2 separate regions of the Homo sapiens genome follow, and region 1 is linked to region 2. The links are chromatin loops, found by intact Hi-C in ENCODE. Cell type or tissue: mammary epithelial cell. All regions are shown on one strand. Links, peaks and the distances in the headings refer to the core of each region. The heading gives the core; the rest is flanking DNA.

Region 1 (2,906 bases), core at 153-2,652, 610 kb after region 2:
CAACCTCCGCCTCCCAGGCTCAAGCGATTCTCCTCCCTCAGCCTCCCGAGTAGCTGGGATTACAGGCACGCATTACCACATCCAGCTGATTTTTTTTTTATTTTGAGTAGAGATGGGGTTTCACCATGCTAACCAGGCTGGTCTTGAACTCCTGAGCTCGTGATTCACCCACCTCAACCTCTCAAAGTGCTGTGATTACAGGTGCTAGCCACTGTGCCCAGGCTTGCTTTCCTTTTGAGCAGCGGGGAGAGTGGGGTGGGGTATTGGTCAAAGGGTACTTTAGCTAAATCTGTTATACTTTTCTTTAAAAAAAAAAAAAGATCTGAAGCAAATATGATAAAATGATAAAAAGTTGATAATTCTGAGTGGTGGGAATATGAGTGTTTATTAGGTTGTTCTTTGTACTTTTCTATATCGTTTCAATTTCTTAAAAACAAAAGTAGGCTGGGCATAGTGGCTCATGCCTATAATCCCCACACTTTGGGAGCCCAAGGCAAAAGATCACTTTGATGCCAGGAGTTCAAGACCAGCATAGGCAACATGACCAGACCCTGTCTCTAAAAAAAATTTGTTTTTAATAACATTTGTCTGGCATGATGGTACATGCCTGTAGTTGTAGCTACTTGGGAGGCTGAGGCCGGAGGATCCTTTGAGCCCAGGAGTTTGAGGCTGTAGTGGGCTATGATTGCACCACTGCCCTCCAACCTGGGCAACAGAGCAAGATTCTGTCTCTAAAAATAAAAATAAAAAAGCAGGCAGAGGCTGAACACGGTGGCTGATGCCTGCAATTTCAGCACCTTGGGAGGCCAAGGCAGGAAGATCACCTGGGCCGAGACCAAGTTGGAGACCAGCCTGGACAACATAGTGAGACCCCATCTCTACAAAAAATAAAATTAGGCTGGCATGGTGATGTGCACCTGTAGTCCCAGCAGCTTGGGAGGCTGAGGCAGGAACATCGCCTGACCCAGGAAATTGAGGCTGCAGTGAGCCGAGATTGCATCACTGCACTCCAGCCTGGGCAACAGAGTGAGACCCTGTCTCAAAAAAAAAAAAAAAAAAAAAAAAGAAGACAGAGGAACAACACTCCAGCATGGGCAACAGAGTGACACCCTGTCTCAAAAAAAAAAAAAAAAAAAAAAAGCACAGAGGAACAAAGATGGGCAGTGGACAGACTGCTTTAAGGAAGCTGGAACAAACAGAGGCAAGGCCAGCTGAATTTGAAAGAATGGTAAGAGGCCCAATGAGGCAGCTGAGGGCAGAGCCTGTGATGAGGGGCACGCATGGGGAGCTGTGTTTTCAGGGCAACAGCATAGCAGGGAGTCCCCCAAACTGGGAGTCCCACAAACCAGGCTCCCCTTGGATCCTGAGGGGTTTCTTTGGGGATCTCACTCAGGAGCTTTTGGTAGAAGGGTGGTTACTGTTGTTCAGTCCTGAGATTGATGCTCCCGTAGGGATACTACTGGAAGATTTCTTGGTTGTGGGAGTGTCCATGGTGCTGGACATCTGCATTCACAAAGGTGGGCTCACATTGCCCCCTAGTGGCCACAGAGTCTCTGCACAAATGTCACATTTCTCAGCTGTTTTTTTGGAGACAGGGTGGTGCTTGCTGTAGCCCAGCGCCCAGGCTGGAGTGCAGTGGTGCATTCTCGGCCAGCCTTGACCCTCGCGGGCTCAAGCAGTCCTCCTACCTCAGCCTCCCGAGTAGCTGGGACTATAGGCATGCACCGCCACGTCTGGCTAATTTATTTTTTGTAGAGACACAGTTTCGCCATGTTGGCCAGCCTGGTCTCAAACTCCTGGACTCAAGTGATTCTCTCGCCTCAGCCTCCCAAAATGCTGGGATTACAGACGTGAACCACAGTGCCTGGCCTATTTCTCAGCTTTTAAGGCCCAGATTGAACTCCCCTTTCACCCCATCTCCCATCCTTTACATAAGTAATCCCACTAAAGAAAGGATAGAAGGAGGGAGGAAAACTAGTAGTCAACTGTCTTTGGAGATGAAAAGAAGAACATTGTAACACTCCCCTTTGTTTCAGAAAAGATCCTTAAACAGCACTGATAACTTTCATTATTTTAAATACTGTTGTTGATAAAGGCTAAAAAATAGCTGTAACAATGCTAAGGGAAGCAGTAACGGCCGGGAAGAACAAGAAGAGCAGGTGTAAGAGGATGTGGGATGGCCAGAGGGAACATAAACCAGGAAACCTGGATAGAGAGAAAAATCAAAGGCGGGATTAAGCGTGGAAAGAGCCTGGACACTAGTCAGGAAGAGCCTGGACCTAGTGTCTGTCACTCACTAGCTGCGGGGTAGCAAGCAAGTCATTTTGCTTCACTGAGCTTATATTTTCCAATTAAAATGGCAACAACTGGCTGGGCTCAGTGGCTCACGCCTGTAATCCCAGCACTTTGGGAAGCCAAGGCAGGTGGATCACCTGAGGTCGGGAGTTTGAGACCAGCCTGACCAACATGGAGAAACCCTATCTCTACTAAAAATACAAAATTAGCCAGGTGTGGTGGTACATGCCTGTAATCCCAGCTACTTGGGAGGCTAAGGCAGGAGAATCACTTGAACCCTGGAGGTGGAGGTTGTGGTGAGCTGAGATCACACCATTGCACTCCAGCCTGGGCAGCAAGAGTGAAACTCTGTCTCAAAATACTTAAAATAAAATAAAATAAAATGGCAAAAACTGCAATGACTTTTGCATCAACCTAACACATAAAATGAGCTCCTCTGATTGGTTTATTATTCTCTGAATTAAACAAGAGACAGTGGAGCACCATGGCTAAGTGCCCACTGGAGCCAACAAAATGCCAGCATTTCCACTTACTGTGTGGTCTTGGGCAAGCTACTGAAACTCTCTGTGCCTCAGTATCTTGAGGGGTGTTAACAGAGCCTCACAGGTCTG
Region 2 (2,906 bases), core at 102-2,601:
AGAAAAGTAAAAGCCATTTAAAAAAGTTAGCAAGATTTTTTATCGACTTCCCAACTGGGCTTCCAGCCTTGTTGAATGAAATCATCTATCTCTGATTGGGCGCAACGAACTGCATTTCTTTGGACTTCTGAATCCATGTTTGTGCTTTCTCTGGCCCGTGAACACCTCGGCGATTCTGTTAGGGATGGGATGAGTGGGAGGAAGCCCTTTGAGAAGGGGGAGCCGGCCCTGTCATGCGCAGGTTTTCCACTCATCTGAGGAAGAGCCAGGGCTCTGAATTTAGCCTAACACTCATCTTGGCTGTGGGCTTGGGAAGAAATGGCCATTATTTACAGATTGTATTTGGTACATATTGTGTGATACTTGAAAAGATAAAAGGGACTGCCAGCCCCTAACTGAAATCTGAAGCTTTTTATCGCTTATTTTTCCTCGCCCTGTCTCCTCCCTTCCACCTTTCTCCTTGCATTGTGATGATCTAGTAGGCACGTCTGTCAACAGGACACATGCCTCCTCTGACTATAACCTCTTAATAGTTGTGTATAATGAAAACTGTAAACTTTTTTAAATAAACGTGTATATACCTTGGCAAATGGCTGGACCTTGATCAATAAGATAATAGCCCTCATGATTACTCTCAGCTGGTTTTCTAAAATACCCTCTCTGTTCTGGCTCCTTTGAGCAGCAGACGCTGGCTTCTTTTGGCTGAGCAGCTCTTAGAATGCAGATGACTAAATTAGTTTGGGAAGGGAGTGGCACCCTTAGGCAGTAATAACCAAGAGGCTCTGCCCAGAGGCCTGTCCTTGAACCTGGAACTCAGATGCACAACTGCTGGCTATGAACGGGGCTGTGAGGCTCCTCCACTAGAGCCGTGGAAAGCCCGAAGGTCCCTATCTACCCCCATGCCTAAACCTTCTAAGCCCTGTCAACTCACGCTGAGTGAGGATACTCCGTGGCCTGGAGTTCAAGGACAGTGCAGCTTCCTGCTGGGACTGATCTGCCTAAACAGGTGGTCCTCTGCCAAGTGCTAAGCCTCCTGGGAGATGAGGAACGGTGGGTTTTGCATGGTAAAATGCTAATCGCTGGATTAGACCGTTTCGATTCCTTTCTAAAGCGTTTGCCTTTAGTTACCACCAGATGGCGATGCCGCTCAGTCTAATGGAGACGGTTTTGTTAGCAGGACCTTAAGACAAAGGAAATAGTGTTGCTTTGTTCGCGTGTTCTCATTCCAGCTCTTTTCCACTGTTTTCTCCTTATTCCCCTAAACTCCTTTTTCTCCTTCCCTACATGCTGATGCATTCGCGCCGGTTGACCCGGCTTCATACCTACCTGCCAGATTGAATGAGGTCGGGCTACTGAGGAATGGTGTGCCAGTGCCTGCTCCCTCCTCACTGGCAGGGAACCCCCCAGCTACCCTGGATGCCTCCAGAGCCCAGAAGCAAAACATTCAATACATTCTTTGTGGGTGGCGTTCATGGACCCTTTAGCCAAAGGACTGAACCACAGAGCCATGAGTTCGAGTCCCAGCCCTTCCTTTAGCTGTGCAACTTCAGGCTCCTCACTGGGCTTTCATGGACCTTGGGTACTGAGCTGTAAACTGACATCCCTAGACTAGTAGGTTCTGACTCTGCCACCTTGTGACTCAACTCCACCCAGGCTGCGAAACAGTGCCCCGTCATAGGATAGAGTAACTGAGAGAGGATGCTGTATATTAACCACGAAACACCAGCGTTTCAACACAGGTTTAGAGTTTTTAGACTCAGAGCATTGGGGGTGTAGAGCACTTTCCAGCCTGAAGGGGACTTAAGAGGTACATGGGTCACGTGAGCAGTCATTCCATTGATCTCAATAAGGCAGCTGCTTTTAAACCCCTCCCAGGAGAAGTCTCAGTGCAGTCGCCGGCACTTGGGTCCCCCGACCTCCCCCCTCCACCAACCCCAGTAATCTCACCCAGCACCACTCAACCTCTCAGCCTCAGTCTAGCTGTTTCCCAAGTGGCAGGTGGCTTGTCACTACCTGCCTGAGTCATTGTTCCTTTCCTGGGAAGGGGACCGGGGTTTCTGAGGCACGTTGTCCTGGAAAAGAAAGCTAGTGGGCTCTGAGCCCCACAGCTTTCTTGCTGGCTCTGAAGACTGCTCTGTCCTCCTGGGAATGAGTGGCTGTGACACTGGATCTGGGGGTGTCCCGCTTCCCACCCAGAACCAAGACAAAGGATTTTTCTGACTCCCACAATCCCTGGAGCTGCAGAGGCCTTGCAGCCCCCTGGCAGGCTGAGCAGCCCTATTTGTAAGTAGCATCTCAGGGGCTCATCCCCCCTGAGTCCCGGACAGTGCAACTTGGGCCCAAGCCTGCTCTCTCGGGCCTCAGGGTGTACTGTGTGTGCACCCCCCAACGTCTTGGGACTGAATAGTTATCCTGACCAGGGATTTAATGTTAGAAGATAAAAGATAGGAGCATTTCCCTCTGGCTGTGTGTATGTGTGTGTGTGCATGTGTGTCTGCACGCGCGCGTGTGTGTACCTATGTAGTGAAGGGTGTTTATTTTCAAAAAAAGGGCACTTCTGTGGACCTGGGCTCCTCAGAGCTCTTTGGGGCTCAAGACTTGGCTCCCAGGACCTGGTGTCGAGGGGTCAGAGGTGGCAACAACGGACTTGGACTCCCTAAGAGAAAACTACACCCTTCTGGCTGCCGGTACTTGGCAATGAACCTAGAAGGGGGTGCCGGATGCCAGGTGCGGCTGGCATTCAGGCCTCCCTCAGCTTCCTCTCCTGGGGTCCTGGCCACCAAGGCCAGCCAGCACGCGGCAAGAGGCTCCTTGAAGAAGCTGCGGCCTCCTTGTGGGCAGCCTTGCCTCTGCTTTCCTCAATTCTGTAAGCAGCGCATCAGGGCCTGCTACGCACCACTCATGTG

Evidence for each region. A loop is a pair of places that touch in the nucleus more often than their neighbours do. Peaks named below come from ENCODE experiments on the same cell type or tissue, not always from the same donor. Only the 100,000 strongest peaks of a DNase experiment are listed, where the experiment ranks them.
Region 1: it touches region 2 in a loop (10-fold over the local background); 12 of 110 quality-filtered maps call a loop at or near these places.

The regions. Positions count from the first base shown.
Region 1 is chr7:129,217,360-129,220,265 of GRCh38, reverse strand. No RefSeq gene overlaps it. Among named protein-coding and RNA genes, the nearest start is that of AHCYL2, 6.2 kb to the left of the region's middle. RefSeq lists an enhancer at 1,506-1,555. In mammary epithelial cell, for the core only: a CTCF peak has its summit at 1,538 (motif pointing left); a DNase peak (open chromatin) is centred at 1,515.
Region 2 is chr7:129,828,416-129,831,321 of GRCh38, reverse strand. It overlaps UBE2H (ubiquitin conjugating enzyme E2 H), which reads left to right. Exons shown (of 7, transcript NM_003344.4): 7 at 1-590. Among named protein-coding and RNA genes, the nearest start is that of MIR183, 55 kb to the right of the region's middle. In mammary epithelial cell, for the core only: a CTCF peak has its summit at 1,132 (motif pointing right); DNase peaks (open chromatin) are centred at 761 and 1,121; H3K4me3 peaks cover 139 bases; H3K27ac peaks cover 1,571 bases.